2 separate regions of the Homo sapiens genome follow, and region 2 is linked to region 1. Evidence: chromatin loops called from intact Hi-C (ENCODE). Cell type or tissue: heart left ventricle. All regions are shown on one strand. Each heading gives the region's core, and the rest is flanking DNA. Links, peaks and the distances in the headings are about the cores only.

Region 1 (8,382 bases), core at 2,707-5,206:
AATTACTTATTTTTATATTACCAATGCTCTTTGAGTGCAACATGCTGAGTACATGCGATTCATTTTATTTTTCTTAGAAACAGAGCGCTTAAAAAGCACTGTCTGGATATCTTCAGAGGGAAAAAGGAGAAAGTTAACTGAATTGGTGACACTTCGGGTCTCTCACAGAGGAAGGTAAGGTTTCAGTCAACAGCACATAGAGGATTATCCTCATTTACCCAGGACTGACAGTGTTTGTGAATTCTAAAGCTGTGCATGTAGTGAATATACAAGATAAAATTGAAATGAGAATAACGGAATAGCATTGTAGAAATGATTAAAATGTACCCAAGCCCCAAGTTTTCAGATAACATGATAGTTTTCTAATGGTGAAACTGTTTAAGATGTATAGTCATAAAAAAGATTAAAAAAAATAAGAAACAGTTGTATAGCCAACTTTTAATAATCTGTGTTATAGACTCCATAGCAGATCTGAAGGTAGCTATATGCCAGCAGCAGAAGGTGCACCCTGGAGCACAGTTTTGTAGCAGTTCTCCAAGCTGACCAGCTGAGGACTAGTGACCCTACTTAAGAACAGTTGGCTAAGAGGATAGTCAAGTGAGGGGAATGTGCTACAAGAGAATCATAGTAGATAGAGATGCAAACAAAAGGGAGAGTCTTTCTTCTTGTTCCTTTCTGATCTGTAGAACCTGCAGGCCCACTGTAGAGCTCCCATTGGAGTACAGTGGAGCATGAAGAGAGAATCCTTAGGAGAGCTTGTCAAGGAATTTGGGGGAGGAGTGTGTTTGCAAACATGGGGGAAAGTACTTATTAATCATTTAGATGTTCTGCAGGCAGAAAGCTTACTAGTGTAGTGTGTAGGGCTGCAAGCCACCAAAGTAATGACTACTTGAAAGAGGACCAATAGTTTCTGAAGCTCTGTGTGAAAAGATACAGTGGTTGGGGTGGGGTGCGGAATCTCTAGAGCAGCTCATACAGCCACAGGGCAAAGAGAGGGAACCCCCACACGGAAAAAAAGATTGCAGCAGGGATGGAGAGCTAGTAGCTTTAGGATGACTAGACACTTCTGAAAGTGAGCACTCTGTCCTTACAGAGACCACCAAACCAACAGAAGCCACCAGGACAGCACACAGCCATTCCAAAATTCCAGACCAGGATCATTCCAGAAAAGCCTTACATCTCAGTCCAGTATATGGATGGTTTTGTAAGATGACCTATGATTTTTCTGTTCCTCCTTCCTGCCCCTAACTTCAGAGAAACAGACCTAGAAAGAGGGAAGGAAGGAGTGAAAAAGCGTGCCATACTTTATCTTCTCCCCTTCTGTTTTAAACTAGACAAATCTATATTTTAATTATTATAAGTAACCAGAAAGTTATATGGTCTGGCCAGGATGGCATTAAAGAAAATGAGAGAGAAAAGTTTAAGATAGCATGGTTGGAGACAATAAGTAGAAGAAACCAAGTAGTTCAAGTTTTATAACGCTCTATCTTATAAACACTCTTGAACCAATAATAATGCTATTACTGAAATGCTACACACAATTGAAGACTACTTGTTAGACCAAGACCTTAAAAACTTCTTTACTGATTATTCCCAATGTGTGGCCCTGGTAATCATTGAAGAATCATTGTATTGACTATTAAACATCTAGGGATCACCTGTTTAAATCAAGTTAACAAAACACTTACTTAACAAATATATATTGATTGCCTATTATGAAGTAGATGCTATAGTAGGTGCTGGCAGTATAAACATGAAAAGAGACATTGTGTGTGCATATTAATATACAGCAAATTAAACTTCAGCCAGAGAAGTACTTTACTAGAAGGTTGATAGAAGTGTGGTGGTAGCTTGCAGGAGGAAGCAGTTAGCCTCCTTGGAAATGAGTAATCTTCACAGAAAGTATGACATTTGACCTGCTTCTTGGAGAAGATGCATATTAAACCTATTAAATCCATGTCAGCCTTTAACACCTTTGCTCAGATTAGTTTCTCGAGCTGTTTTCCCACCTGGTGAGCAGATAAGAGCAGGACAGGAAAGTTCTGATGAAAGGAAGAAGTGCCAGAGAGAGAAGGCCTTGCAAGCAAAGAAGCCTGACAGGCAGGAGCCCCTGAGTATCCTAAGGAGAAGTACCAGCGATTTAGGGAAGAAAATTGCTGCCAGAAGTGCAGGAAATAAAAATTCTGACCTAGATCATTTTACTTATGTCTTCCCTGGTTCTATGAATATATCTTGGGGGTCCTTTTATAATCACATTTCATTAACCAGGCAAGATTAATCAGTGACCAGATAGGACAGTCACTGACTCTTAAGACTTTACAATTTGAAACAGTGTGTACAAATGTATAGAGAGACATGTAGACCAGCGGGTTTCCAACCTTTCTGGCACCAGGGACTCATTTTTGGAAGACAGTTTTTCCATGGGATGGGTTGGGGGAGCAGGAGTTGGATGTCAAGGGCGTTGGATATGTGGGGGGATTGGTTTTGGGATGAAACTGTTCCACCTCAGATCATCAGGCATTAATTAGATTCTCATAAGTAGTGTGCAACCTAGATCCCTCGCATGAGCAGTTTGCAATAGGGTTCACACTCCTTTGAGAATCAAATGTGCAGCTGATCTCATGGGAGATGGAGCTCAGGCAGGTGGTAATGCTCACTCACCGCCACTCACTTCGTGCTGTGTGGCCTGGTTCCTAACAGGCCACAGACCGGTACCTGTCTGCAGCTGGGGGTTTGGGAACCCCTGATTGTATACCAGAAAAACAAGGACTGATAGAGCTGCTAATGCCAGTCTCAAATGAGTGAATGAGCAAATACAGAAGTACAGTTTAAGTATACAGAAGCTCTCTTCATCCTTATAGCTCTCTGACGTTTTGATGATTCTACTTTGTATTTTTAAGTTCCAATTTTAAAGAGGTGTGTAATTGAGTGTTAGTTGTGTGATTTGGAGCAAGTCTCTGAGAGATCTCTTTTTAAAAAAATAATCCACAAGCTAGAAGATTGGACTAAATTACCACTATGATTCTTTTCAAAGCTATCTTAATTTACTACTATTTGAAGTTACTTCAGCCAGTGCTAATGATACCGTAGTTGCAGATTTGAACCACTGAGATGCAATTCACTTATTTAAAAACTACTTGATAAGAGTTTGTTGGGAGGATTGCTAGATAAAATATGGGACACTTAGTTAAATTTGAATTTTACATAAAGAATGAAGATTTTTTAATGTAAGTATGTTTCATATAATATTTGAATATGTAAAAGTATCCAAATATACTTAAAAATTATTTTTTCTCCATTTGAAATTAAAATTTAACTATGTGTTCTTTCAAAATCTAGCATTCTTACATCTATGTTAGCTTCAGTTAGAAGCTAGGCTCTGTGGAAGACAAAATGGTGAATCAGTCATAGATCCTTCACTCAGTCTAGAGGAGCAAATGAGAGTCAAATATTAATAATGATATTACAAAGTAAAAAGTGATGAGTTCATGAGAAATATACTAAGAGAGTGCTATAAAGGTTTGCAGGAGGGAGAAATTACTTCCAGCCACAAAAGCAAGAGAAGAACTTGAGCTGGCCTGAGAAAGATGGCAGGATCAAGGCTTCTGAATTTGGTGTGAGGAAGGGGTAAGGTCATTTCCGGTAGAGTGAATGGCTTGAGTAAAAGCATGGAGATGGGAAAGCACAGAGGAAGAGAGGACAGCTAGTCATTTGGTTTGACTGTGGTTTGATTGGGTAAAGGGAAATTAAAGCAGAAAATATTAGAAAGGGAAGGCAGGACCATACCAAGGGAGCCAGAGGTAGGAGGGAAGAAGGCTAGAAATCTGAATAAGCAAAAGAATTTGATTTGATGCTTGAAGGTTTCTGATCCAGGGTGACAATGCATACCAGTAGCGACAAGGGAGAGTGTAAAGAATCATCCCAAACAAATCACTTCCAAGAAAAACTTGGGCTATTAGTGTTGTTTTTAACACATAGCTTAAGAAACATATTAGGTGAAAAGGAAATATAGGTAAGTGGGAAAATCACAAGCTTAGGTATGAAAAGATTCTGGGTTCAAATCCACATTCTCCTTCTGTATGATCTTAAGTTATTTCCTATCTGAAACTCAGTTTCCTTGCATATACAAAAGACTACAAATGCTCTCATTATGCTTGGAAGTTATAAGTACCACTGTATACCTGGCACATTTTGGGAGCTCACTAAAGACTAATTGCCACATGAGTTATTGTTTACTTACTACTTATTCTTCTCTAGTCTTCAGAGTATCTTATTTTATTGTAGCAGGTGAAGATGCTCCCAAGAGATTTAAAAAAATGTTTTTCAAAATATTTTTCTTTATATGAAAAAAACTTTTTCTTAAAATAAAAAACAGCATATCTATCTGAACTAAAAAAAAAAAAACAGGAAAAATTAAGAAGCCAATATTTGGAAAATTTGGTCCAAATACTCACTTTAAATTGATTTCTTCAATACTAGAGAAAGTTAGATTTTCTTCCTAATTGAAATATCACATGGTTAAACCAGGAACCCTGGGAAAAGCTGGGGTATCTTTTGATAATTATGAAGTGAAAGCAAGAATTTCTATTTAATTATTTACACCCTGACCAAATAGTATAGAATTTAGCTCAGCAGGTGAACCAGGGAGTCTCACGGATCCTGTGTACTTAAAGGAATAACAAAGCACGGGGGCTTATGGCCTGTGAAAGCCAGAGTGAAGGGGAGAATTGAGCAGTAATAGGCTCATTTTTTTTCTTTATAAAGACTCATTCTGGGCCTGGCGTGGTGTCTCACGCCTTTAATACCAGCACTTTTGGAGGCCAAGGCGGGAGGATCGGTTGAGCTCAGGAATTTGAGACCAGCCTGGACAACATGGTAAAACCCTATCACTGCAAAAAATACAAAACTTAACTGGGTGTGGTGGCACACACCCGTAGTTCCAGATACTCAGGAAGCTGAAGTGGGATGACCACTTGAACCCAAGAGGCCTGGGCTGCAGTGAGCTAAGATGGTGCCACTGCACTCCAGCCTCAGTGACTGAGTGAGACCCTGTCTCAAAAAAAAAAGACTCATTCTGGATAATTGCCCGTTTCTGATTTTTTTCCTCTAGAATTCTGATTTTTTCCTCTATCTCAGTTTGTGTCTTTGTCCATTAAAATAGGCCACAATGATTGATGATAAATTTGTTCTCTGAGATAGCACCTAGAGGAACAGTTATCCAAAGTGTCCTGTGCCCTGTCAAAGGCTGAAATAACCACCATTGCTGAAATTATGTGTTTATAGATAATGCCTCCCTATTTTGGCATTTTTCTTTCAAAAATGAATTATCACCAGTACCCGCCTTTATTCATATATTTTCTCCTCAACCTCATTGCTGAGTATCTAAAATAGATTTGCAGCTGAAGAACTACTCATTCCCTTGTCTTCCCATACCAGGCCTGTAGCCTGCTTTCAAACTTATTCCTATGCACAACACAACGTGAGCTGTATCTTAGATTTATTCTCACTTTGTATTCAGAGTCAATACACTTGGTAAGTGCACAGCTGTGACACACTAGGATTCCTACAGGCTTTACGCAAATGTACGTGATTTTATCAGTCCCAGAAGACTAGCCCTTGAGAGATTTGCTTGGGTAACATTTTTGGCAGTGCTTCTTTCTTTGTTTTTATTAATGTTCTGGATTCATGTTTGTGAGACTCTCAAATTTATTTCAGATTAGATGAAGGTGACCTTCCCCTTCGCCAAGCAGAATCTCCCATGAGACTCATGAATCCTCTTGAGGCCAATTACAGCTATCACTTGTTAACTGTTGGAGTACTTTCAGTCTTAAAAGAGCTGCTAGAAAATTAAGGCTGCAACATGAAAGAAGAACAAAATGGTCAGGCATATCACACGTTTTTATCAAATGATTTGGTTTAGGACTTGATAACCTGGTTAGTACTTGAGCACTGAAAGATATTTTGAATTTAAAGTAAGATGGAGAAAGTGATGGAAGCTAAATCACAGAGGATAGAAATACGATCAATCGTATTCAGAACAGAAACATCTTGGGCTCAATGTCTGGGAACAATGAGAAGATTAGGCTGCTTTAGAACTTAGCTCTCATTTGTTTTGGTAACCTCCACCTGCAAGAGGACACTCTTCCGTCCCAGTGAGACTGAGGTGAGAATCACAAGACCACTGCCCTCTATCTCATCTTTTCTCCAAGCCTTAGACCATCATGGGATTCACTAACATCATTCACACTTCAGGAGTGATATATCAGAGTGAGCCCCTCTTTTCTGCTCATCTTTCTGCCTCTCTAGAAAAGAGATAATTTCACTGTTTACCTCGGGAAACATGAAAGTTAATGATAAATGTAAATGATAGATGAGGCAAGCATTGAAAGCTATAAAGTTGAAAGTAGGACCTAATACCCTGTAGTAATGTGTACTCCTTTTTAAAAGAAAACACACAAGTCATTTAAGAAAGGTTAATTTCTGCTACCTTTCCAAAATATTCTCAGAATAATTGGAGAGAAAAATTGTGACAAAACACTGGGGGCACCATTGGTGAAAGAAAACTGTATATTCTTGTCTTTCAGTCAGGAAAGAATAATATCTACTTGATCGAAATGATTTTTTTCCTCAGAAACTGTGGTACTGGCTACTAGAAAACAGAGAATTTAAACTATTATTTCTCAGAATGTTTTATCTCCATGACCCAAAGATGGTTTCCCTCCATGAGAAAATATCCCAGTGTTTGTTTTCGAGTTGTCATCAACACAAAGCAGCAGCACGTTCACATATAATGTGTTTCCAGCTTTTCAAAGCATTTTCACTTGTTTCTCAATTGTTTATTACAATAATAACCCTGTGTTGACATTATTATCTTCATTTCACAAATGAGGCAGCTCAGATTCAGACATTAAGGGACCTTCACAATATATTTAGCTTACGGTGGCAGAACGAAGGCAAAACCAAAAGTCCTTGCCAAAGACTACCTCCATTTGTCTTCAATGGACTCCCTGAGTTTTTCATTGTTGCTCTTTTGTGGTATGGCTGAAGCCCTCAAAATTTGGAAAAGACAAGCAAGTACAAGATAGGCACTTAGATTGTCATTCCTCAACTGGCTTCTCTACAGCCTTTTCCTCCCAATATATAAAATACAGCAATAAAGAACAGAAGACTAACATTTTAAACACTGAACTGTTGCTCAAATTTACTCCTCCTGTATAATAGTATAATTTGTTCTTATAAGGTTGTAAAACTGCACTGCATACTTAAATTGCATGTTTCACATGTCTATACTATTCAGCTCCTTTTCTCATCTCTGCAGTGCCTACCCCCAACATACTACTGGCTTAACAATTCCCATGAAACAGTGTTTGAATTTAAGAGGCAGGGCTGTGAGAAACACAAATGGCCATCCTCTCATGTATGTGCTTCTATCACAGAAATTTGATTGTTCTCTAAAGGCAAGCATGGATTTTATTTTATTTCCAGCATCTTCAAGGTAATTATCTACTTAACCTGCATAGTAGCAGTTGTTGAGACTCAGTAAACCTCAAAATGTAGCATTTTGGTATGCTAATTATTTCAAACTGAGGGCACTTGGGAAACAGCAAATACAAGAAAGGGCTCTCTCTGAACTCCCTTAAGTGGCTGAAGATAGAGCCTCCAAAAAGAAACACAATTGTCATAGGTATCCTCCCTGGGAATCTCATCAGTGAAGGAAGATTAACTCACAGGAGACACCACACTCCAGAAAGACTTTGTCACAAACTATCCATTACCTCTTCTTCTGATGAGATCCTTGGAGACAACTTTTATTACCTGAGAGATGTTATCTGTATAACAAGACAACCTTTGTTCTCCATGCATTCCCTCCTCTTACTCCCCTGCAACTTGTATAGACACCACCCCCGATAAACCACCAACCCCTACTCCTTTCTTTAGCTCAGGATGCTATAAAAACTTCTATCATCTGGCCCCTCTTCAAGTCCTCTACTTTGTGGGACTCCTGTGTGTAATTAAAATAGCTTTTCTCCTACTAAACTGTCTACTGTCAGTTTATTTCATAGATTCAATTATTGAACCTTCAGAGGATAGAAGATTTTCTCTCCCCTAAACAATTACAAGAGTAATTTGGAATTTTACTTGTTGTTTTATATGATTAGTTATCTTTATTTGTATACATGCATATGTCTTCTCTATCACTCCAAATGAAGTGATATGCACATATATATATAAAATACATATTTCATATTTATATGTCCTGTTTTCCCTCCATCCCTTGCATTTTGCCTTGTGTATTGTTAGTGTTCAAATAAATATTTGTTATATCAAACAAGGAAATTAAAGAATGAAAAGTCCTACAAACCTATCAATAGTAAACAATAG
Region 2 (8,382 bases), core at 2,779-5,278, 110 kb after region 1:
TGAATTGCATTCTGTATTCCAGCTAGTTGCCCCTTTCTATTCTTTCTTTCATTTAGTCTGGGTTATGCTGAATCACCAGATATCAATTCATAACACTTTTAGATCCCAGAATCTTACATTTTGAAACATCCCAGAAAGGTTATCTAATTTGTTTCTCCTTCTCTAGCAAGGACTACACAATATTACGGGATAGATGATATCTAGGGAGAGAGTTTATTTATGTCTCTGGAGCCATTGTTAATGGTTTTTGTCTGTACTGCTGGCCAGAGAGAAAAGGGGCTAAATTTTAATTAATTCAGTCAGGATCAGTCATTAGTAACAGGAACCAGAATATGGCTGGAGGCCAGAAGATAACAGTTTCCTATCTCTTTCCTCCCTTAAAGTTCTAATCAGTTCTCAGATAACATTGCATCTGCACTACTTTGAAGGCTGAGTCACCCAGAGGATAAAGACAGTGAAAGCCTGATTGTTTCTAACGATCGAGGAAGTTACTCTTAAGATTACAGGATTCAGGAATAGGAAAGAAAATGTTCACAGTAAGGAAGGATGTGAGCTCACAGTCTCTCCCCTGCCTCAAGACCAGCGCTTGAATTGCAGTGTGGCGGGGTAGAAAGAACAGTGCTCATAACTTCCTCTATTTCTTCCTTACTGTGTGAACTTTGGGAAGTCACCAAACCTCTCTGAACTTCATTTTCTCAGAAGTGCTAAAAGAAATAAATGAAATATTATATTTAAGGTGACTAGTTTTTAGTAGAAGGACCCCTATTAAACAATTATTTTCCTTTTATCTCTCTTTTCCCCTTTGTAGGCAGTGAAGGAAACATAATTTAAGTCAGTCAATTATGTGCTAAGGCCTTTGATAAAACTTACTCCTTTTTATCCTTCCTCATCATAACCTCATCTTTTAAAAAAAAATAAAGATAAATTTTAAAAATGGTACAGTATTTAAAAAATACTTTATCCATAATTTTTTCAATATATATATATTTTAAATTATTATTGTTACTTTTGTTTCAGTAGTTTTTGGGGTACAGTTGATGTTTGGTTACATGAATAAGTTCTTTAGTGGTGATTTCTGAAATTTCAGGGCACCCTTCACCCAAGCACTGCACCCTGTAGCCTATAGGCAGTCTTTTATCCCTCATCCCCCTTTCACCCTTGCCCCCTGATTCCCCACAGTCCATTATATCACTCTTATTCCTTTGCATCCTCATAGCTTAGCTCCCACTTATAAGTGAGAACATGCAATATGTGGTTTTCCATTCCTGAGTTACTTCACTTAGAATGATAGCCTCCAGCTCCATCCAAGTTGCTGCAAACGACATTATTCCATTCTTATATACAACATGGTATATGTATACCACATTGTCTTTATCCACTCACTCACTGGTCGATGGGCACGTAGGTTAGTTCTATATCTTTGCAACTGCAAATGGTGCTGCTATAAACATAAGTGTGCATATGTCTTCATATAATGACTTCTTTTCCTTTGGGCAGACACTGGATTGGGATTGCTGGATCAAATGGTAGTTCTACTTTTAGTTCTTTAAGGAATCCCTATACTGTTTTCCATAGAGGTTGTACTAATTTATATTCCCACCAGCAGTATAAAAGTGTTCCCTTTTTACCACATCCATGCCAACATCTATTGTTTTTTGACTTTTTAATTATCAACGTATATTTCTTCTTACAAAACATATCAAGTCTTTACAAAATGATAAAGCTCATTAAAAACCATGATCATACTTAAAAGTTAACAATAATTCTATAATTCATTGAATATCCGGTAAGAATCGAAATATTTTCAATGCTCTTTTCTCAATTGGATTGTTTGTATTAGGATCCAAAAATGTTCACACATTGAGATTTCTTAATCTTATATCTCTCTCAGTCAATAGGCTTCCTGTTTATTCTTTCTTTGCAATTTATTTGAAAAACACAGTCTTTTTAGACACAAGTATAAGAGGCTATATAACATGTGGGAAAGGTACTAGATAGGGAATACAGGCACCTGAGCTGTAACACTGGCTTCTACTACCTAGTGGAGGATAAGTCATGTGCCAGTTCCCCTCTCCAAGTATCACTATTACATTTGTAATAGGACGTGATCAATTATATGGTCTGTTATACTCCTTCCAGCTCCAACACTTTCTTATTCTGAATTGGGACACCATGTATTTTGAGAAAATATTCCATTTTTATTATAATTTCTTATCTCATCTAAGTCATATAGGAAGGCCTGGGAAACAAACTCCTGAATGTAGCTTAAAAGATGCAATCAATTACATATGTGCAATTTTCTTCCCATAATGTTTAAAAATCTCAGTGGACTCAATTAAGAACCCCATATTTCTTTAAAAGACTTGTGATAAGTTCAGAATATACTCCCAGTTTGTGAAAAGTATATATTAATATGCAGTGGAAAGTGATTCTGTTTTATTTTGGTGAATTCTATGAAGAAAAAGGGTGGTCTCGGTTTCTTGTACAATTTGAGGATGAATTAGAATCTGAATCTAACAGTGTATGATGCTTGCACTTTATTTACAGTTAACTTCATTTTTTCCTCTTCAAGTGTATAATGTCACTGAGGGCAAGATAAAAAAGTAAACACAGACGCATGTGACTTTGGGGGTGTGGCACCACTGACTACATTTATACTACACTACATTTTCTCCAGTGGGAAAGGGTGGCCCACTCCTGCCCTTCTGAATGTTGCTTAGAGGTAAACTTGTCATTTGCCTTAACAGTGGAAAAGTTTTCATCCTTGAGGATGGGATGAGAAGGGTATGTCAGGGTTTCCAGGTCTTTACATAATTAACCAATTTTCATCTGCCATCTGGGTAGATCATGGAGTACTGACAATTCTTGGAAGTGCTATGAAGACTGCTGACTGCATAAATCCATGTCAGGCGTGTATATGCTCAGCAACTGCAAATTCCAACCAGATTAGGAACATATAGTTTGCCTCCAGACTAGGCATTAGAAATTGGGTCTTTCCTGGAAAATCTGTAGGTGTGATCAACCTAATTATAGGATGCATGCATTATCAACACAGCTAATCCATGTGCGTTTTTAGGCTTATTTACCCTGACCATAGAGCTCCTGAAAAGTCCAAACAGAGTATTTATTTGCAAGGCATTCCATTCAGTTGCCATGCCTAGGTAGAATAACTTAACCTGAATTTTTGTTCTCCTTCAAAAAGAAAATATTTCAGTGTTTAAAGGAATTGGCCAAGCAGCTTTTGAATACTTTGGACAGTAGATACTTGATGACCATGTTGGTTTCATGAATAGTAAATGAGGCTAAGACCTTTATTCTATATTCTCCATGTTTTCCTTCCTAACTGTTTCCCCAGGCGCTGCTCAAAACAGCACCTAGCCCATCTGGACAGATCATTTAGAGACTTAAAACTCTACATTCTAGAAAGACATTGGAACTATCATATTAGAGTCAGAAGAAGAAAAGCAACACGAAATAAAGTACTTGTAAAAATGTGAAGTGCTCTCCTTTGCAAGTGTTTGTTATTATTAGCGAAGTATGTGGAGCTGTTTTGGTCAAGCTTCCACTTTTTGATATTTTCTTGTGCCGAACATCTGTTTCTTGATGAGGCACTTGTCTATGGGATTCAGGAAGTTTAGAAAGAATCAAGATGTTCCATTAAAAAATAGCTTCCTGTATTTTGGCAAGTTATTTTAAGTGATAGTTTATGAGAGATATCCAGTGAATGGGAGTGTGAGACCACATAACCTGTGTACTTGGGACAAGGTCAACAGTGCAGGTCACACTGAAGACTTTCCCAGAGGATCTGGTGGTCTGATGCTTGCTGGATGACAGACTTTCAGAGTCTTAAATCTTGCTTCTGAATCACCGAAGTGCAAAACAAGATGTCATTTGAACACACACATGCATGTGCAGGCATACACACTTACACACATATACCCTCAATATTGTTTATGACTTGGATAAAAGATGGATTGTTTGTTGAAATCAGAGATTTGTGCACACAAACTGAAAGTGTACCTGGGCCTGGTAGGAAGAAACATTTTTCTTTCACAAAGATGAACGTAGATTGATGGGAATTTTTTCCACTTTAAGGCGAATAGGTCTTTTCTATCTCCATAGTTTGGATTTTATACTAAGTGGGAAAAACAAACTTTTTCTCTCTCCTCACACAACACTTCACTTCTGACACCCAATGTGTGGGATTTCCCCACCAAGAAATTCTCCAACATTTTGTAGGCACCAAGGGTGTGTTCTACAATTCAATTCAACTCTGACACTATCTACTTGGAGTTAACGTCATATCCCATAGGTTAAGGGCTCAGCCCCACAAGACTGCCCCCCACTTCAGATGCCAGTTGTAAGTTCAGCTATAAATTGGGGTTTCCTGTAATCCCTTCTTTAGCTTCAATAATTTATATAATGTCTCATAAGACACGGGAAAACATTTTTACTTTTACTGATTTATCGTAAAGGCTATTGCAAAAGATACAGTTGCAAAGGATACAGTTGAACAACCAAATGAGGAAGTACATAGAGCAAGGTATATGGGAAGGGGCACAGAGCCTCTGTGACTTCTTCAGGCACACCACCCTCCTAGCCCCTTGATGCATTTTTGTTCACCAACCCAGAAGCTCTCTGAACCCTGCATTTTAGAGATTTTTATGGGGGCTTCATTACTTAGTATATTTGATTATTAACTCAAGCTTCAGCCCCTCTTCTCTCCCCAGAGGAAGCTTTGTTGAAAGCTCCAAGCTTCTCATCATAGTTTGGTTTTTCTAGTGACCAACCCTTATCCAGGAGGCCACCAAGAGTTGCCTCATTAGAGCAAAACGTGGTCCTCTTACCCAGGAATTTCCAAGGGATTTAGGAGCTCTGTGTAAAGAACCAGGGTCAGAAACCAAGTATTAGAATAAAAGGTGCTCCTAGCACCATTATCACTCAGGAAATTAGAAGAGTTTTAGCAACTTTGTGCCAAGAGTTTATGGCCAGAGACCATGGGTTAGACTATGGCATAATAAGAAACGCACTCATGAAGGCAGTAAGCCAGCCCTTCACACCTTCACTGCTCCCATTTTAGACAACCAATGTTTCAGTTACTTGTTTCACTTCTCCATTAAACTGTTACTCTGAAGAGGATATCTATCTGCTCATTGTTGGACATTACAGGCTATACTGTGTGTTCCTTGGTCTGAATAAATGATGGCTGGCTACCCAAATTGCTGCACTATCTTTTTTTTTTTATAGCATTTTGAGCATTTGCATCTGACACTTCATAAGCAAAACGCACTCTAGGGTCAGTGGCTATTCCTGTCAAGACCCATTTGTAGCCCTCCAAGGCTACTGGCGTCAGTCTCACTTGCCAGCTATGTTCCTGCCCTTCCCACCCAAGAATCTGCCACATAGCCATCGGCAGTCTCTGTCTCTTTTGCTGACAAACAGGACAGTTCTTACTGGCATTTTGTTTTTCAGAGTGTGCAAGAAGAGTATGTCCAGATTTAGTCCATCTCTGCCTTGCTGTAGTACTCCCATGTCCACTCATTTCATGGACCCAGGTGGCCGTCACAGGAGAGCACACAGGGATATATATATATATGTATTGATCCAATCACCTTTCAAACCTGAAAGGGACTTCTGATGGTCATCAGCATGTCCTACTTTAATGAACCCCTTGAATTCCCATAGTCATTTCCATAAAGCTGTGCCCCATGTGGGTATCCCTTTAATGGGCTAGGCTTCCACTGACCATATAGCCAGGCAATTGGCCACTGCCCATGAGTCAGTAAAAACTGAAACACAGGGGCTTTCATCATTGTTAAATTCTTCCGTCATTGCTAGGAAAACAACATGCAATTCAGCCCACTGGGCTCACCTGTTTTTATCTTCTTTGATAGGAGTGACAGCCTTCCAACAGGATGCTGTCCATACACCGTGGAACTACTGTCCACAAACCAAGTAACTGTTAGTCAGTCGAGCACTGTTTATAGGGTATTGTCTAAATGATGATAGAGTTTGGCAGCTCCTCACGCAGTTCCATAGTCAGTCCTAAGGGAAAAGGGGCTCCCTGCTGGTATCTTCTCCTTGCATTCTCCAGGTAGTATGATCTTGTGTAAGATCCTGTTCATTTTACTATGGAACTTTTCCAGGCACTGCCATCCCCATTAGAGTGTTTCTCTGATATCACCAAGACACCATGGGTATTTCAGGTTTCAAGATTATTTTATGTCCTTCAGTTATAAAGGTAGTTTAAATTAATGTCCAATAGCAAGCTAATAATTGACCCTCAAATGGAAATTCTCTAGTCCAAAATCCTCATAGTTGTCACGGGGAGGCACTCACAGGCTTTTGCTATAAGCCTCAGTCTAAGCTCTGTATAGGGCTTTCAAACAAAGAATATGTGCATTCAGCCTCTACTCTATATTGCTTGGGCTTGAGCAATCTTATTGGTTCTAATTTAGTGTGTTCAATTAGCATTGTTTGGAGAGCAGATTTACATGTCTTCTGTGTTACAATACTAGGTAGGGGAAATACTCCCCAGTCAGAGACAATGTTGATCCCCATAATATAACCACTTCACACAGAGCCTGCTTAAACATTCCAACTTTCATAATTCTATCAAATTCAAATATTTTCATAACTATCAAATTTCAAATTCTATCAAATCTCAAGTTTTTCTGTTCTCTCAATTTCATTGTAGCTTAAGTGAGGACTTTACCAGTGGGTTTTGGTACCACGGTGCATGAGACTCCTGTTTCTAGGAGCTCTGGAAACTTTTCTTCTCTACTCTCTGACCATTTACCCACTCATAGCAAAAGGCTTTGGGTTCCCACAAGGGGGTCAAGCCCAGAGACCCTGACCCCTTTATTAATCTTTATCTCAATTGAGTGGTCTAACTTTTGCTCCAAGCAATTGCAGGTCATATTTCTCCTTGTAATCTTAGTCTTCTGGCTTTTTAACCTTCTCCAAACTGGGGTAGATGGAAGGACTTAGTTAAGGTCCTTTAATCACCAGAGATCACTTTGACCCACACCAACTTTGACAGTGTTGTATTAAGACCCTTGTTTTAACCCCATCAATGTTTGCTTTATTCATCACACTTCTTAATAACCCTCTAAAAATTTTATCGTGCTTGCATGAGTACCATTTTACGTCTCTTTATTTTTCTGTTTATTTTGCTCCATTGAATCACCTAATGCCTTAATAACTTTTTGAACATTTTTACCTTGTTGGGAAGAGTTCCTTGACTCTTCCTTCTGCCCTTTGCCATCCTCTTGTTAACTACTCTTATCGTTTTTATTAGCATATGTACAACCCATGAGGGGAAGCCAAGATAGCAAATTCAATAAAACTTCCCAGATTGTCATTTAATTTTGCCACGGTAAGATTATATGGAGTGCCCATGCAAATGGTGCTTTCTTACCCACAGCATTTACCATGTCCTGGGAATACAGGCATATTCAGTGAGTGAATAACCTGATTATCACAAGACAGTCCCACGTGGCCTGCACTCTAAGCAGAACAGCTGCTTCATCTGGGCTGTTCTACATGGCATTTATGTGGGGAAAGGAAGAGTTCATTTCTTGGGATGACAGACCTTACAACCTTACAGTAGCTTTTTTTTTTTTTTTTTTTTTTGAGATGGGGTCTCGCTCTGTTGCCAGGCTGGTATGTGGTGGTGCGATCTTGGCTCACTGCAACCTCTGTCTCCCAGGTTTAAGCGATTCTCCTGCCACAGCCTCCCAACTAACTGGGACTACAGGCTCGTGTCACCACGCTAATTTTTGTATTTTTAGTAGAGACGGGGTTTCACCATGTTGGCCAGGATGGTCTTGATCTCTTGACCTCATGATCTGCCTGGCTCGGCCTCCCAAAGTGCTGGGATTACAGGCGTGAGCCACTACGCCCAGCCACAGTAACTTTTTTCTAGTTCGCCAGGTTGCCTCTTCCCTCAGGAATAACCTCCTGTGTCTCTGGATCCTGTTTTACCATCTGTGATTATCTCATTTTGAGCTGTGGGTCCAGAATCCACCCCAAATCCATTTTAGTAAAGATTCTTCAGGAAGCTGATGATACCAATCTATAAAATGAAGGAACTCCTTCACACTATATGCCCTGGTTTCAGCAGTTCCTGGGTTGTGCCCTCTCCCTGTTGACTATCTTTTGGGTGACCAGAGGACTCACAGGTAGTTCTGTTGTTCTGCGTAATTTTTCCTTTTGTGGGTGCCTTTCAGGATAGTGGCTAAAGCTCAGACAAACTTATGCCTGAACTTGGTCCAACACTGAGGTCTAACCCAGCACTTTGAATTTAGCTATTAAAGATAACAATGACCGTGGGATTGTATGTTTAGCATGCCTCATCTTAGTTTGTATTTCCTTACATAT

Evidence for each region. Peaks named below come from ENCODE experiments on the same cell type or tissue, not always from the same donor. Only the 100,000 strongest peaks of a DNase experiment are listed, where the experiment ranks them.
Region 2: a loop joins it to region 1, with 2.4 times the contacts of the local background. A loop is called at or near these places in 21 of 110 quality-filtered maps.

The regions. Positions count from the first base shown.
Region 1 is chr1:163,298,025-163,306,406 of GRCh38, reverse strand. It overlaps LOC127814295 (a long non-coding RNA gene), which reads left to right. Exons shown (of 5, transcript NR_182654.1): 3 at 78-174. It also overlaps a transcript of RGS5 not described here. Among named protein-coding and RNA genes, the nearest start is that of NUF2, 20 kb to the left of the region's middle. In heart left ventricle, for the core only: no CTCF peak of the experiment used is centred there; no DNase peak of the experiment used is centred there.
Region 2 is chr1:163,188,205-163,196,586 of GRCh38, reverse strand. All of the region lies in intron 1 of RGS5 (regulator of G protein signaling 5), which reads left to right. All of the region lies in intron 2 of RGS5-AS1 (RGS5 antisense RNA 1), which reads right to left. Among named protein-coding and RNA genes, the nearest start is that of RGS5, 11 kb to the left of the region's middle. In heart left ventricle, for the core only: no CTCF peak of the experiment used is centred there; no DNase peak of the experiment used is centred there; H3K27ac peaks cover 527 bases.